2 separate regions of the Homo sapiens genome follow, and region 2 is linked to region 1. A link is an interaction called in ENCODE POLR2A ChIA-PET data of the cell type or tissue named here. Cell type or tissue: OCI-LY7. All regions are shown on one strand. Each heading gives the region's core, and the rest is flanking DNA. Links, peaks and the distances in the headings are about the cores only. Region 1 overlaps TFIP11 (tuftelin interacting protein 11). Region 2 overlaps CRYBA4 (crystallin beta A4).

Evidence for each region. Peaks named below come from ENCODE experiments on the same cell type or tissue, not always from the same donor. Only the 100,000 strongest peaks of a DNase experiment are listed, where the experiment ranks them.
Region 2: POLR2A ChIA-PET joins it to region 1 with 6 read pairs; 6 of 35 experiments call an interaction of 5 or more read pairs at or near these places.

What each region holds. Positions count from the first base shown.
Region 1 is chr22:26,497,646-26,505,761 of GRCh38, reverse strand. It overlaps TFIP11 (tuftelin interacting protein 11), which reads left to right. Exons shown (of 15, transcript NM_012143.4): 7 at 1,969-2,096; 8 at 3,710-3,862; 9 at 6,131-6,658; 10 at 6,787-6,893. Among named protein-coding and RNA genes, the nearest start is that of TFIP11, 11 kb to the left of the region's middle. RefSeq lists a silencer at 2,654-2,723. In OCI-LY7, for the core only: CTCF peaks have their summits at 2,659 (motif pointing left) and 4,495; a DNase peak (open chromatin) is centred at 2,591; H3K27ac peaks cover 2,110 bases.
Region 2 is chr22:26,623,780-26,632,304 of GRCh38, reverse strand. CRYBA4 (crystallin beta A4) reads right to left here. Exons shown (of 6, transcript NM_001886.3): 4 at 6,683-6,824; 5 at 3,875-4,017; 6 at 1,636-1,965. The coding sequence ends at 1,818. Among named protein-coding and RNA genes, the nearest start is that of CRYBA4, 6.1 kb to the right of the region's middle. In OCI-LY7, for the core only: no CTCF peak of the experiment used is centred there; a DNase peak (open chromatin) is centred at 3,376.

The DNA.
Region 1 (8,116 bases), core at 1-8,000:
GCAACAGAGCGAGACTCCATCCCTGAATAAATAAATAAATAAATAAATAAATAAATAAATAAATAGAATAAATAAAAACAAAAATGAATTAGTTGCTAATATTTAAAAAACAGACAATTTCACCTAAAATTCTAGATTTTGCCTGGCAGTAGTTAGTTGAGGCAAGTGAGAACTGCTCCTGGGACGATGGACATGGCCTTCTCTTGGAGGCAGTCTCCATTACCCCCTGTTGTCTTCCACCCCAACCCACAGGAACTTTTCTTGGTCCCAGAGTCATTTGAGTTTGCCATCCCTACTCACAAGGGTTTTAATTTTGTGGAAATAACCCTATTTGTCCTTCAGGAATATCAGTAAAACATCGTGCATAGTTTTTGTAATAGCTAGAGCCATATGGCTATAAAACTGGCTGAGCAAATCCTGCATTGGTTACTTCCATCTTCCTCTAGTAGCCCAGTCTCCTCCTGTCTTCTCATGGCCAGCCCCATTGAGACACAGCCCCTGTCACACTCTTACCTTCTTGAGACCAAAGCCTCTCAAACCAAACAGTTGGATTCTTCCTACAGGAACATTTCCCCCTCTTCTTGAGCTATTTCCTATGCATGATTGCCAAGTAGATATAATCAAATGTATCCTACATATTCAAATTCCAGTCTCTAAATAATAATAATAACATTATTATTTTTTGAGACAGAATTTCACTCTTGTCACCCAGACTGGAGTGCAGTGGCACGATCTCAACTCATCTGCAACTTCCACCTCCTGGGTTCAAGTGATTCTCCTGCCTCAGCCTCCCGAGTAGCAGGGATTACAGGCACCCGCCACCACGCCCAGCTAATTTTTGTATTTTTGGTAGAGACAGGGTTTTACTGTGTTGGCCAGGCTGGTCTCGAACTCCTGACCTCAAGTGATCCATCCTCCTCGGCCTCCCAAAGTGCTGGGATTATAGGTGTGAGCCACTGCGCCTGGCCTCTAAATAATTATTAAAGTGAAATCCAGGTTATGTGTTGAAAACATTAGGTACATGAAAAATACATGAACTTGAGTAAAGATACACTGAATGAGAATGAGGGGACAGTTTTTTTGCTTTTTTTTGATACAAAGTCTCACTCTGTTACCTAGGGTAGAGTGCAATGGCATGGCATGATCATAGCTCACTGCAGCCTCAACCTCCTGGGCTCAACCCTGCCAAGTAGCTGGGACCACAGGCACACTCTGCTGTGCCTGGCTAATTTTTTCTTTTTTTGTAGATGGGGTCTTACTATGTTGCCCAGGCTGGTTCAAGACCTTGGCCTCCCAAAGTGCTAGGATTACAAGCATAGCCACCACATCTGGCCCAGGGATAGCTCTTATTTAAGACTTCAGTGGAACTAAATGGAAGGGGGGCAGGGATGGAAAATTTGGAGTCAGGGGAACGTCTTCATTGAAATGTTGTGGTCCTATTCGTAAACTCTTTTATGAGAAAAACAACGTTTATTTCCAGGGCTTAAACTTGTTATAAAAAAGTTAAACACAGGAGATAGGAACTCCTAAGTAAAATATGTGAGGAGTCTTATATTAAATTGCAGCTTCACTTCAGTCAGAATCAGTATAGTATTGGAATTATTGCATTTTCCCTAATAGAGGCTCCCAAAGAAGTGAAGCATAGAATTTAGTGTGCTGGAGTTCTCAGTTATAAATGTAGTGTTCTGTTTTCTTCCTGTCCACTAAACAATCCAAGTGGAAATGGAAATCTATTTGGGATATAAATAAACTAGTCAGCAGACTGTTCTGTGGTAGCATAAATGCTCATAAGTTTCAAATCACAAGGGACAAGAGTAGTGTTCTGAGGGCAGAGAATAGCTCTCCTTCCTGAGTAGCATGTTATTTTGTGGAAGGAGCAAGAAACTGTCATTTCACTGAGTGGCTGATTCACATACATGAATTGCTGTGATCGTAAGACTCTCTTTTTTTTTTGCTGAAATTCCTCAGGTATCATTAACCCAATTGAAGCCAAGCAGAGAAAGGGAAAAGGTGCTGTGGGGGCTTATGGATCCGAGCGCACCACTCAGTCCATGCAAGACTTCCCTGTGGTTGACTCAGAGGAAGAAGCTGAAGAGGTAACTGGAAGTCAGGAGACATGGGTGGATGGTGTCCTGTCCATTTCTAATGGCTGTTCATTTATCCCTTCATTCTGTTAGTCCTCAGATGTTTATTGTACATGTACCGTATGCCAGGTACTGGGCTGAAGGCTAGGTGCACCATGATGAGAGGGCTAGGGTGGACAGAGAGTAAACAAGCAGCTGTGGTGTGGAAGTGGCAGTTGAAATGGCAGAAGGTGCCAGGAGCTGCCTAGACAGAAAATAAGGCTGGGGGTTGGGAGGTGGTGTTGACCTACTTTTATAAATAGGCTGGTCAGGGAAACCTTTTGGGAAAGGAAACATTTCAGTTGAGACTTGGCAGAAGGGTGAGCTGACAAGCCAGAGGACACTGAGAGGCTCTGAGCTTGGTGGTTAAGAAACCATAAAGGAAGCCCTTGCGGTGGGAGGGCGGTACACAAAGCAGAGGGGAAGGAAGTGCATTCAGAGGGGTGGGTGGTCCACAAGACAGCCATGACAGCCATTTTTAGGTGCTCAGGTTTCATCCCAAGTGCAGCAGGGAGCCATCTGCTGGCAGCTGTGTGTCCCTTTTCCCCAGTGATAGAAAGGGCCAGCTCTCTTGATTGAAGTATTACTCTTTTCCTGTTTGAATTTATGGGGGAAAGCAGGATGCTGCAAAGAGACATGTTACTCTTCATGTCACTGACCTTTTCATGAAAGAGTTATTTGATAAATGTGGGATTGACCACTGTGAGTCAGGTGTTCTCAGAAGCCTACAGGTGCCAGGCACACCACAGAAGCAAGTAAGATGAGCCAGGTGCTAGACAATAAAGAGTGGTGGGGACTGTGGCACAGAGGTGAGGCTGTAGTCTGTCTAGAAGGTAAATCTTTATTCAGCTCTAGGTGATTGTTGCTTATGAGGATGTGGGCTCAGTATTGCCTGATCCTCTGATTTTCCCAAAGTAGCCAGATGTCTAGATACTTTTAGAGAAAAAATGACAAGTCTTAACCAGTATGAGAAAAACATAGTGACAACCCCAAAACCAACTTCTGTGGGCTGGACTTTACTACCGTCACACTAAGAAAGTTTACAAATTTGTGTTCGTAAACAGGCCGTATTCAGAGCCGTCCTGGGCTGCGGGTTGGACAAGCTTGCCTTAGCTCCTCCTCTAGAAAGGTTTTGCAGACCCTGATTGTAAGAGACACCTTTGCTTTGAGAGTTAGGGCCTGCTTATTTATCTTCATTTTAAAGTTAGAAACAAGGTTTTGTGTGCTTAAAAAATCCTTTACATTGCATTTCTAAGTTTTACATGAGGTACATTTAAAAGTAGTATAGTGCCTGCCCATAGTAGATGCTCAATAAATGTTGTTTCGTTTATCTTTATTTTTGTTTCTCCCTCCCATCTGGTGTACCTGCCTTCTGAACCTCATTATTTGTAAGAGGGCGAATGGGGTCAAGGAGTATCATTAGATAGTTTTGGTGTCTTGCAGGTGCATCCTTTCCTTCCTTCATATAGAGCTTGTAAATAAATCTAAGACAGTGAATGGTGACATCTGCTAATGGTCTCAGCTACCTCACCTGTGGTAAAAAGTGGTTGTTCCTTGCTGCATCTGACTGTATTCTTCTGGTTCAGGAGTTTCAGAAGGAGCTGAGCCAGTGGAGGAAAGACCCAAGTGGAAGCAAGAAGAAGCCCAAATACTCTTACAAGACCGTGGAAGAGTTGAAGGCCAAGGGCAGGATTAGCAAGAAGCTCACTGCTCCCCAGAAGGAACTTTCTCAAGTCAAGGTACAGGGGCCCTTGGACACCTGGTACAGGATCCACACCCCAGAAATAATCACTGAACATGTTCGAGGGTTTTTTGGATCTTTTAGCTAGGCTTTTTTTTTTTTTTTTTTTTTTGGTACCTTGCTTTTCTCACTTATTTATAGGAGTGTAATGAATAGGAACATGCTCACATAGTATTAATATCATGTTCCTATTCATTACACTCCCATATTTAGTAATAGTTACCAAGTTCCTTCTCTGCTAGGCACTCTTCACGGCACTACACTGGTAAACCAAATGATGTTCCTGTGTTTCTGGAGCTTACATCAGTGAATTTAATAACATTCTTGTTATTAAAAACTCAGTGCAAAGTGTTTATAATGAGCACGTAATTCCAGAGAGTGGCTGTGCTGTATTATTTGATCCTACCTCCGTTGTTAGACATTTAGCTTTTATCTGGTTTAGTTTGGGTTTTTGGCTGGTTAGTTTGTATATAAAACTTTGTCTTTGTTTCAGACATTTTTTAAGGATAGACATGTACATGTGCAATCACCATGTTGAATACAAAAGTACTTAAGGCATTTAAATACTCAGAAGGTTGTATTAACTCTCTCTGACCAGGAGGGCAGGAGAGAGTCCCCAGGGCTCCTTAGCCAGCATTGAGTATTTTCTTTTTTTAAGATAGATTAAATTTTCAGCCACTGTTACGTCCATGTAGTGTATTAAGTTTTCCATTACTTGGCTGGGGATGGTGGCTCACGCCTGTAATCCCAGCACTTTGGGAGGCCTAGGCGGGCAGATCACAAGGTCAGGAGATCGAGACCGTCCTGTAACATGGTGAAACCCCGTCTCTACTAAAAATACAAAAAATTAGCCGGATGTGATGGTGGGCGCCTGTAGTCCCAGCTACTCGGGAGGCTGAGGCAGGAGAATGGCATTTACTCAGGAGGCGGAGCTTGCAGTGAGCGGAAATCGTGCCACTGCACTCCAGCCTGGGGGACAGAGCGAGACTCCGTCTCAAAAAAAAAAAAAAAAAAAAAAAGTTTTCCGTTACTTTTCCAAGTAGTCAAAGAACAGTGGTGACAGTTGCCTGTTGTCATTTGCTGTAGGATATGTAGTGTGTCATAGACCTCAAAGAAAGCCTTTAGTGGGGTTCTCAAACGTGCTGTTATCTGGACGACCTGATAAGAAATAAGAGTGTCTAGGTGCCTCCCAGGAATTGAGTCTAGACTGAACCTCAGGACTCTTTTTTTTTTTTTCCTCCAGTGAGTCTAAAGCTGGTGGTTCATGGATCACACTCTTACTTAAAAAGTGGTGATGAATCATTCTGTTTCAGAAGTGTAGTCCGTATTCACATTTCCTGTTTTCCTAAAATATTGGAATTAGCTCATTGTCTAGGTTGCCTTTGTTCAGTTAGCCTTTTGTATATTTTATTTTGTTTTAAAATTAAAAGGCTGGGCGCAGTGGCTCATGCCTGTAATCCCAGCATTTTGGGAGGCTGAGGCAGGCGGATCACAAGGTCAGGAGATTGAGACCTTCCTGGCTAACACAGTGAAACCCCATCCCTACTAAAAATACAAAAAATTAGCCAAGTGTAGTGACGGGCGCCTGTAGTCCCAGCTACTTGGGAGGCTGAGGCAGGAGAATGGCTTAAACCCAGGAGGCGGAGCTTGCAGTGAGCTGAGATCGTGCCACTGCATTCCAGCCTGGGCAACAGAGCGAGATTCTGTCTCAAAATAAATAAATAAATTAAATTTAAAAAAACTTTGTTATTACACAGCAGTGTGTAGTACATTTTAGAAAATTAGGAAATAGGCAAAAATGTAGAAAATATTTTCCATCCTTCCAAGATTACCAAATGTTAACATCTTGTTATACATCCTAGATCTTTTTCTATGCTTATGTGCATTTTTTAAATCAAAATGTGATATTCTGATTGTATGTTACCTTCTTTGATCAGTACAGCTTCTACCTTTCCATTAAAATAAATTTTCACATCTACTAATACTCAGTCCCTATTTAAATTTCATGTTTCCCTAAAAAGTCTTCTCCATCTGGCTTGTTCACAGTGATCCAACCTAGAACTGCTTGCTGCATCTGATTTTGTCCCTGGAGTCTCCTTTAGGCTAGGACAGTATGGTTCCCACTTTACAACACTGCCCTTCTCCAGCTCTGTTGAATAATGTGGTTTCTACACACTTCCCCTGTCATGGGGCCTTCCCCTGGGCTTAGCTGTGTGTTTAACAGGGCTGCAGCGGTGTTAACCTTCATCCCTCTATGTTTTCCAAGGTCATAGACATGACAGGCCGGGAGCAGAAGGTCTACTACAGCTACAGTCAGATCAGCCACAAGCACAACGTTCCCGATGATGGGCTGCCGCTACAGTCCCAACAGCTGCCACAGTCTGGCAAAGAGGCCAAGGCCCCCGGCTTCGCGCTGCCCGAGCTGGAGCACAACCTGCAGCTGCTCATCGACCTCACGGAGCAGGAGATCATCCAGAATGACCGGCAGCTACAGTATGAGCGGGACATGGTGGTCAACCTCTTCCACGAGCTGGAGAAGATGACCGAGGTCCTGGACCACGAGGAGCGGGTCATCTCGAACCTCAGCAAGGTCCTGGAGATGGTGGAGGAGTGCGAGCGGCGGATGCAGCCCGACTGCAGCAACCCCCTCACCCTGGACGAGTGTGCCCGCATCTTCGAAACCCTGCAGGACAAGTACTATGAGGAGTACAGGATGTCCGACCGTGTGGACCTTGCTGTGGCCATCGTCTATCCACTCATGAAGGAGTACTTCAAGGAGTGGGATCCCCTCAAAGTGAGTTGCTGGGAAAATCAACCTATCCCTGCCTCTCGGTTGGGCTTACCCTTGCTTGATGAGTTGGTTCAATGGGCAGGGAGGGCTGGAGAGCCCGCTGCCCCTCAACTGCTCACCTTTCTCCTCAGGACTGCACTTATGGCACCGAGATCATCTCTAAGTGGAAAAGCCTCCTAGAGAATGACCAGCTCTTGTCCCATGGCGGACAGGACCTCTCAGCAGATGCCTTTCACAGGTACACCACAGAGCAGGGCTCTGTACCCCAGCTCCTTTCTCCTGGGGGGTTGGGAAGGATTGCTGAAGGTGGGGGAAGGCAGCAGTGCTGGCCTTGATTAATTCTCTGCTCATGCTGACAGTGCTTTAGGAATTTAAATTCATTTGGCTATGAATTTTTTTTTTTTAATTTTTTTGAAATGTTTTATTTCCATAGGGTTTGGGGAACAGGTAGTATTTGGTTACATGAGTAAGTTCTTTAGTGGTGATTTGTGAGATTTTGGTGTACCCATCTCCTGAGAAGTATACATTGAATCCAATTTGTAGTCTTTTTTTTTTTTTTTTTTTTGAGATGGAGTCTCACTCTGTCACCAGGCTGGAGTGCAGTGGCGTGATCGCAGCTCACTGCAACCGCCAACTGCCTGGTTCAAGCGATTCTCCTGCCTCAGCCTCCCAAGTAGCTGGGATCACAGGCACACGCCACCACGCCCAGCTAATTTTTGTATTTTTAGTAGAGACAGGGTTTCACCATGTTGGCCAGAATGATCTCAATCTCCTGACCTCGTGATCCACCCGCCTTGGCCTCCAAAAAAATGCTGGGATTCCAGGCGTGAGCCACCGTGCCTGGTTCAATTTGTAGTCTTTTATCCCTCACCCCCTTCCCATCCTTTCCCCGAGTCCCCAAAGTCCATTGTGTCATTCTTATGCCTTTGCATCCTCATAACTTAGCTTCCACTTATAAGTGAGAACATAAGATGTTTGGTTTTCCATTCTTGAGTTACTTCACTTAGAATAATAGTCTCCAATTCCAACCAACTTGCTGCGAATGCCATTATTTCATTCCTTTTTATGGCTGAGTCATATTCCATTATATTTATACCACAGTTTCTTTATCCACTTGTTGATTGGTGGGCATTTGGGTTGGTTCCACATATTTGCAACTGCGAATTGTGCTGCTGTAAATTTGTGTGAGCAAGTATCTTTCTCGTATATGACTTTTTTTTTTTTTTTTTTTTGAGATGAAGTCTTGCTTTGTCGCCAGGCTGGAGTGCAGTGGCACGATCTCGGCTCACTGCAACCTCTGCCTCCCGGGTTCAAGCGATTCTCCTGCCTCAGCCTCTCGAGTAGCTGGGACTACAGGCGCTCGCCACCATGCCCAGCTAATTTTTGTATTTTTAGTAGAGACAGGGTTTCACCATGTTGGCCAGGATGGTCTCGATCTCTTGACCTCGTGATCCGCCTGCC
Region 2 (8,525 bases), core at 222-8,221, 130 kb before region 1:
TCCTGCCCCACCCTAACTGATCAATGTACTTTGTAATCTCCCCCACCCTTAAGAAGGTACTTTGTAGTCTCCCCCACCCTTAAGAAGGTTCTTTGTAATTCTCCCCACCCTTGAGAAAGTACTTTGTGAGATCCACCCCTGCCCACCAGAGAACAACCCCCTTTGACTGTAATTTTCCATTACCTTCCCAAATCCTATAAAATGGCCCCACCCCTATCTCCCTTCGCTGACTCTCTTTTTGGACTCAGCCCGCCTGCACCCAGGTGAAATAAACAGCCATATTGCTCACACAAAGCCTGTTTGGTGGTCTCTTCACACGGACGCGCGTGAAAAGAAGTTTTGCTAGGGGAGAGAACTGACTCTCCATGCGTGGCTTTGAAAACCACAAGCTAGGAACAATTTATCAAGAAGACATAGCAATCATAAATATATGTACACCTAACAACAGAGCATCACAATTCCTGAAGGAAAAAAAAAATCAGGAAGCAAAAATAGACAAAACTAAGGTAAGAAACAGATAAATCCAAATAATCAATGATTCTTTCTATGTAATTCACTAAAATTGATTTTTTAAAAACAAGCTGCGGTGAACTATGATTGTGCCATTATACTCCTGCCTGGGTGACAGAATGAGATCCTGTCTCAAAAAAAAAAAAAAAAATCAGCAAGGGTATAGAAAAATCGCATCAACACTGTTAACAAATTTGATCTGACATTTACAGAACACTGTACCCAATAACTGCAGAATATAAATAGTTTTCAAGTGTACTACCAAGCCTTTCAAAGATAGACCATGTGGCCAGGAGCAGTGGCTCAGGCCTGTAATCCTGGCACTTTGGTAGGCTGAGGCAGGCAGATGTCCTGAGCTCAGGAGTTCAAGACAAGCTTGGGCAACATGGCGAACGCTGTCACTACCAAATACAAAAATTACCAGGTGTGGTGGCACACACCTGTAATCTCAGCTGCTTGTGGGGCTAAGGCAGAATTGCTTGAACCTGGGAGGTCGAGGCTGCAGTGAGACAAGATTGCACCACTGCACTCCAGCCTGGGTGACGAGTGAAACCTTGACTCATTAAAAACAAAACAAACAAACAAACAAAAAATAAAATTAAAATACAAAAACCATGTGCTGGGCCATAAAATAAGTCTTAATTCATTGCAGAAGACTTAAATCTTAAGGAATATGTTCTCCGACCACATTGGTCTTTAAAAACACACCAATAACAATAAACACCTAGAAAATCCTAAAGTATTTGGAATTTAAATAACATCCCTTTAAATAGCCCATAGGTCAAAAGAAAAAAAAAAAACCACAAGTGAAACTAGAAAATATCAAACTGAATGACAATGAAAACACATCAAATTAATATTTGTGGGAAGCAGCTAAAGCCATACTTGGAGGGAAATTTATAGCTAAATGACCGTACTGGGTGGGGGAAAGAGAGGCCTAAAATTAATGACCCAGAAGTCTGCCTTAAAAAAAAGCTAGAAAAACTAAGAACAAAGTAGGCCTGAAGTAAATAGAAGAAAGGAAATACTGAAGTTAAGAGTAAAAATCAGTGGAATAATGATAGAGAAAACAAGGCTAAAAACCGGTTCTTTGAAAAGATTAATAAAATTGAAAAGCACAACTAATACCAGACTTTCTCTTTTTTATTCGTTTGAGTTTTTTGTGCTGACTGTGCACGGACCAGTTCACATGGGTGCTGGGTTCACACAGGTTACAGGGGGAGGCAGAAGGAGAGAACACACCACAGCCTCCAGAGCGCCTCCATTGCAGATAAGCACGCATGCGCTCCTCCGTGCCGCACCCCTGTTCACTGCTGGATCCTGCGGATGCTCTGCACCTGGAAGGTCGGGGCATGAGAGCCCCACTCCCGGAAATGTTTGTAGTCACCGGAATGGTGATCGCATTCCAGCACATACTGAAATCCTCGGTAGCCCGGAAACTGGGAGCAAACCCAGCTGGAAAAGAGAAAAGGCAGACAGTTACTCTACAGAGACACCAGCATGGTGATCAACACAGGGGCAAAGGGATCTATGCACACGCACACAATTCCAGCCATCCTGGCCTTTCTTCAGTGCTCACAATGTGCCATGCTCTCTCCCCTACCACAGGGCCTTTGATCATGCCATTCCCTTTGCCAGAAGCACCATCCCAGCCTTTCTTTTCCTAGACAAGTTGTATTTGTCCTTCATGGCTCATCTTAATTATGAGGGCAATCTGACTCGTTCCCCAAATCAGGCCACAGTCCCTTATTATACCTTTGTAGCACTCATGTAATTCGATAGTTTTCAAATTATTTGTAAAATATCAGCCTCCCCTGCCAGCAGGCAAGCTCCTGAGTGTAGGAACGTGTATGTTTTGTTCATCGTTATCACCACCTGCATAAATATATAAAAGTCTAGCAAGGAAGAAGGGGTTCCTAAATATTTGCTGAATAAGTGAACAAGTGAAGGAATGGGAAGTCTTGTTCTTTCCCCTTTCTCCCTCCTTCCTTATCCAGAGGCACTTCCAAGAAAAAAAGCTATCATTTCAATTCATTGATTTTTTTTTTTTTTTTTTTTTTGAGACAGAGTCTCACTCTGTTGCCCAGACTGGAGTGCCGTGGCATGACCTCGGCTCACTGCAACCTCTGCCTCCTGGGTTCAAGTAATTCTGCCTCATCCGAGTGGCTGGGACTAGAGGCATAGCCACGACACCCAGCTAATTTTTTGTATTTTTAGTAGAGACGGGCTTTCACCATGTTGGCCAGGCTGGTCTCGAACTCCTGACCTCAGGTGATCCGCCCACCTCAGCCTCCCAAAGGGCTGGGATTACAGGCGTGAGCCACCGTGTCTGGCCCAACTCATTGATTTCTACTCTGTTCAGGACAAGGATTGGTGTCTGGTTTTCCAAGCCTCCATTTCCCTTTCTGTAAAAGAGGAAGTGAACTCAAGAATCACAAGGGGTCCCTCTTACTCTAAAACAACATGATTCTTTGGTGGTTCCTGAGAAAACTAAAGCCAAAAAAAGAAAAAAAAAAAAGATGAAAAACCCTACCTCCCATCTTTGCCCCCTGCCTACCAGGAGCCAAGGGGCACCTCAGAAAGTGGTTCTGATGTCCTCCCTAAATAAGAATCTCACACCTTAGCCTTCACCTGCCACCTCCTGGGTGGAAAGGAAAGGGCCAGTCAGTGCTGAGTTTGAAGCTGGATTGTTACCTACCTGCTGATGGACTTTGAGCAGGTTGCTGGAGCCACACCTGTGTTTTATGGCTAGGGGCATTCATTCTCCCCTCTTCTAGCCAAAGAGCCTGTGGCCTCTCACTCTCAGCCAAGGTGAGAAAATGAGGCTGAATCTAGCAATGGACCACATGACCAAACCTAGCCAATCAGAACACCCCATTCCTATGGGCATGATGATTGGTTCAGAGTTGAGCACAGGACCCAGCTGGACCAATGAGCACCTTTCTTGGAACCTTTAATAGAATCACTGAGCCTGGACACTGTCTTTCCCTAGGGCTGGATGTAACGATGAAGCCGCCACCTTTGCCTTCACACAGGAAGAGCTTGTCTAAGAATATAGTCACACAGAGGCAGGCAGGGCAACAGGTTGGGGGTTGTGGGGGGAGAGAGATACCTGCTGTAGTACCTGGATCCAGCTATGCTTGAAGCTAATTACAGGGGCTGATAAATATCTTCTGGGCTCAAACCAGTTTGATCTGGGTTTCAGTCCCTCAAATTCTGCCTGATACCTCCCTGTGCCTCAGTGTTCTCCTCTGGAATGTGGGCATCAGAGCACAAAAGTCCCCAGCACACAGTTTTCACAGGAGGTACACCTACCCCTCCCAGTAGCCCCTCCCCTGCCAGGTAGAGCCTTGAATACACTTACGCCCCAGAGTGGACGTGGAAGGACCCTACTTCATTGCCTTCCCATCCCATGGCCTGGAGGGAAGGATAGTCATCGCTCAGCTCTCCTTTCTTGCCCAGGAAGTTCTCTTGCTCGAAGATTGTCAGCCTCGAGTCACGGTGGTTCTACAGGAACAGGGAACACAGTCAGACCAGCAGGCTCCCAGTTGGAAACCCAGGAGCCTCTCCTGGCCTCCACACTCCCTGCCCTTGTCTCCCAAATCAGCCTTCCTTGCAAACCTTTTGGAAGGGCAATAAGGCAACAGGTACCAGAAACCTTGCCATTTGCCCTTCCAGAAATTTCCACAAAGAAAATAATCATGGAATAAATAGGCTGCAAGAATGTTCATCATAACAGTTTTTTCAAAAACAAACAAACAAAAAAAGGAGTCAACTTTTATGTCCAAAATTGGGGATCCAGTGGTAAGCTGAGGCATTACACTGTGGTTAAGAAAAAGGGTGTAGAGGCCCGGCGCGGTGGCTCACGCCTATAATCCCAGCATTTTGGGAGGCCGAGGAGGGTGGATCACCTGAGGTCAGGAGTTCAAGACCAGCCCGACGAACATGGTGAAACCCTGTCTCTACTAAATACAAAAAATTAGCCAAGCGTGGTGGCACATGCCTGTAATCTCAGCTACTTGGGAGACTGAGGCAGGAGAATCGCTTGAACCTGGGAGGCAGAGGTTGCAGTGAGCCGAGATTGTGGCATTGCACTCCAGCCTGGACAACAAAAGCAAAAACTCCATCAAAAGAAAGAAAGAAAGAAAGAGAGAGAGAGAAGGAAGGAAGGAAGGAGAGAGAGAGAAAGAGAAAGAAAGAAAGAGAAAAAGAAAGAAAAAGAAAGACAGAGAATGAAAGAAGGAAAGAAAGAAAGAAAAGGAAAGAAAGAGAAAGAAAGAAAGAAAGAAAGAAAGAAAGAAAGAAAAGGAAAGAAAGAGAAAGAAAGAAAGAAAGAAAAAGAAAGAAGGAAAGAAAGAAAGAAAGAAAAAGAAAGAAAGAAAGAAAGAAAGAAAGAAAGAAAGAAAGAAAGAAAGAAAGAAAGAAAGAAAGAAAGGAGGGAGGGAGGGAGGGAGGGAGGGGAAAGGAAAAGAAAAGAAAAGAAAAAAGAAGGAAAGAAAGGAGGTGTAGAGATATCATCTCAAATCCTTCCTGCTAGGAGGCAGCTGCCACTTACCAACTGACTGAGGTTAGACAGGATTTCTGAGCCTCTGTTCCTGTATCTATAAAATGAAACTAACCCTACCCATTTTTCAGGGTTCTTTTGAGGACTAAATGAAATCAGGAGTTGCAAACTGCTGGGAATGAGGGATTGTTTCTGTTGCAGCCCGCCACGGGTCCCTATATTAGCACAATATCTAGACTGTTTGCAGAATAAATGAACAAATGGACTTATTCACAAAACAGAATACTAGGGAGCTATGAAAAACGATGGAAGTGAGATTTAATCACCTGGACTGATGATTGCGACACATTTGCTCAGTGAGAAAAGCTAGTTTCCAAGCCTTAGATTCATTATGATTCCAATTTTATGACAAAATTATGTGTGCAATATAGATAAGATATATAGATTATACAGATATAGATGTAGATGTTGATTTGGATGTGTATATACATAGAGACACAAATGTATAGGTTGAACATCCCTAACCTAAAAATCCGAAATCCAAAATGCTCCAAAATCTAAAACTTTTTGAGTGACGACATGACACTCAAAGAATGCTCACTGCAGTATTTCAGATTTTGGATTTTTGGATTCAGGCTGCTCAACTGTAAGTATTACAAATATTGCAAAATCTGGGGAAAATATTCAAAATCCAAAACACTTCTGGTCCCAAGCATTTCAGGTAAGGGATACTCAACCCTGACCATAGCAGGATTTTCCTTCAGAATTTTGGATGGTAAATATGGTGACTTATGTCATTTTAAATCAATAAGAATTGAAAAATAAAACACACTTTGTTGTTTTTGTGTTTGTTTGTTTGTTTTTGTTTTTTTGTTTTGTTTTGTTTTGAGACAGAGTCTTGCTCTGGCGCCCAGGCTGGAATGCAGTGGTGCGATCTTGGCTCACTGCAACCTCTGTCTCCCGGGTTCAAGTGATTCTCCTGCCTCAGCCTCCTGAGTAGCTGGGACTACAGGCATGTGCCACCACACTCAACTAATTTTTTTGTATTTTCAGTAGAGACAGGGTTTCACCATGTTGGCCAAGCTGATCTTGAACTCCTGGCCTCAAGTGATCTACCCGCCTTGGCCTCCCAAAGTGCTGGGATTACAGGTGTGAGCCACCATGCCCAGCCTAAAATACACCTTTCTGAGCCTCAATGTTTTCATTGGTGAGATGGGAATAATAATGCCCACCTCCACCCACACTCCAAAAACAGCAGTAAAATGTAAGATCAGGAGCACTGATGCTGAATTAGGAGCAAGAAATGAAACCTTTCCTCTCCACTTGGCCCTACCATCCCTGGTACCCAGATTCTCTCAGGGTCCCTGAATCACAAAAAAAAAAGGGCACAAAACTGGCAGGGGCTCCTATCACAACCAGGGTTGCTGTGAGCAGAGAGTTTAAGGCAGGCTCTGGTCAGATGTTATACGTTCTTCTTCCCAAGAACATTGGTACTATTGCCCCATTTCAAGATGAAGAAACCGAGGCTTGGAGAGGAAAGAGACTGAACAGCCCTTGTCACACAGCTTGAAGTGGCGACATGAGAATTTCAACTCTGGAACCTTTGATTCCGAAGTGCCCACATGAGGGGCTTGGGCCTCCCCGGGATGCAGCAGTGGTAGAACTTACAGCACAGGCCGCAGGCCGGAAGGAGGTGAGCCTCTCGGCGGGGTAGGCCGTGTTGCCGCCCCAGGCATCCCAGCTTGGATATTCGCCTCGTTCCAGAATGTACTGCTGCCCTTGGAAGCCAGCATGCTCAAAGCCCACCCACCTGCAGACAGAGGGTAGAGTGTGCAGGAGGTAAGCGTCCCCCTCACCCTGCATTCTAGACCAGCAATTGGGTCTAGAACGGTCACAGTCACAACCATTCAGGGGTGACTGTGCCCCCAGGAAACACTTGACGATGGCTGGAGACATTTTTGGTTGTCACGACTAGGGGAGGGACTGCGAAGGCCATCTATCGGGTAGAGGCCAGGGATACCACTAAACATCCCATAATGCACAGGCCAGCCTTCCCTGCAAAGGATGATCCAGCCCGAAACATCAGTAGCGCCAGAGTTGAGGAACCCAGCTCTAGACCTCACTTGCTGTGTGTCCCATAGGTAGGGAAACTGCTTCACACAGGTGCCCTGACAACCTTGCTCCTCCGTCCGTGTCCACAGAGGCCAAGGAGGCAAAGCTGATCACAGACTGATCTCACCTTGGTGGAATTCCCCGTGATCCTGCCAGGGTGTGGGAGACGGGCAGTCTTGCAAGGAGCGACCGCATGGCCATCTCTCATTTTCCTCCCTCTCTTGTGGGAGGCTGCCACGAGGCAGCCCCTCATCTGCCTCTCTGGCCACTCTGAGATGTGGGGCTTTCCACCTCGCCTCCCCACAGGCGACAGCAGCAAGCTATCGTTGAAGCATGGAAGCAGCTCTTCAGCCACGGGGTTCCTACCATTCCTAATGCCTGTCATTCAGCCCCCTTTGTTTTGGTGTCGTCCAGTAGGACAAGGGACACAGGAGGCTGCACCTTGCCTTTACTGTCTGTATAAGTAATAAACTGTCTGAATCTATCCAAGCTCATTGTCTGCTTACTGGCTGAGTCTGTCAGCCTGCTGGACATACCCCTAGAAAGCCTCTGTTCCCATCTGACCCCCATTCCCCACCTGCACAAATCAGAAGCTAAAAGAGTATTTACTAAAGCATGAGATGTGCAAAAATCACCCAAGATGACCTCAGGTGGCACTCACAGGTGTAGCATTAAGTGACTCCAAATCTCCTATCTACTTTCCAAACTTCTACAACCTTCTATCCAATATGGTAGCTACTGGCCACATCTCCTGTCTATCTACTTTCCAACTTTCTAGAACCTTCTATCCAATATGGTAGCTACTGGCCACATTGCCTTTCTAGCTACTTTCCAACCTTCTAGAACCTTCTATCCAATATGGAAGCTACTGGCCACATCTCCTTTCGATCTACTTTCCAAACTTCTAGAACTTTTATCCAGTATGGTAGCTACTGGCCACACCTCCTTTCTATTTACTTTCCTGCCTTCTAGAAACTTCTATCCAATATGGTAGCTACTGGCCACATCTTTCCAACTACTTTCCAAACTTCTAGAGCCTTCTATCCAATATGGTAGCTACTGGCCACATCTCCTTTCTACCTGCTTTCCAACCTTCTAGAACCTTCTATCTAATATGGTAGCCACTGGCCATATGTAGCTAATTAAATTTAAACTTAAATAAATTAAGATTAAACAAGATTCAGTTCTCTACTCATGCTGGCTACCTTTCAAATCCTCAATGGTCACATCTGGCCAGTGGCTCTGAAATGGATGGTGTAGATGTAGAACATCTCCATCATTGCAGACAGGTCCACTGAATGACACTGGTCTAGAAAGTCTTGGTGTGTTATTAGTGTGTCCTTAACACCTCTCTGTGTCTCACTAATCTCTCTCTCTCACTCTCTTTTTTGTTTTTTAA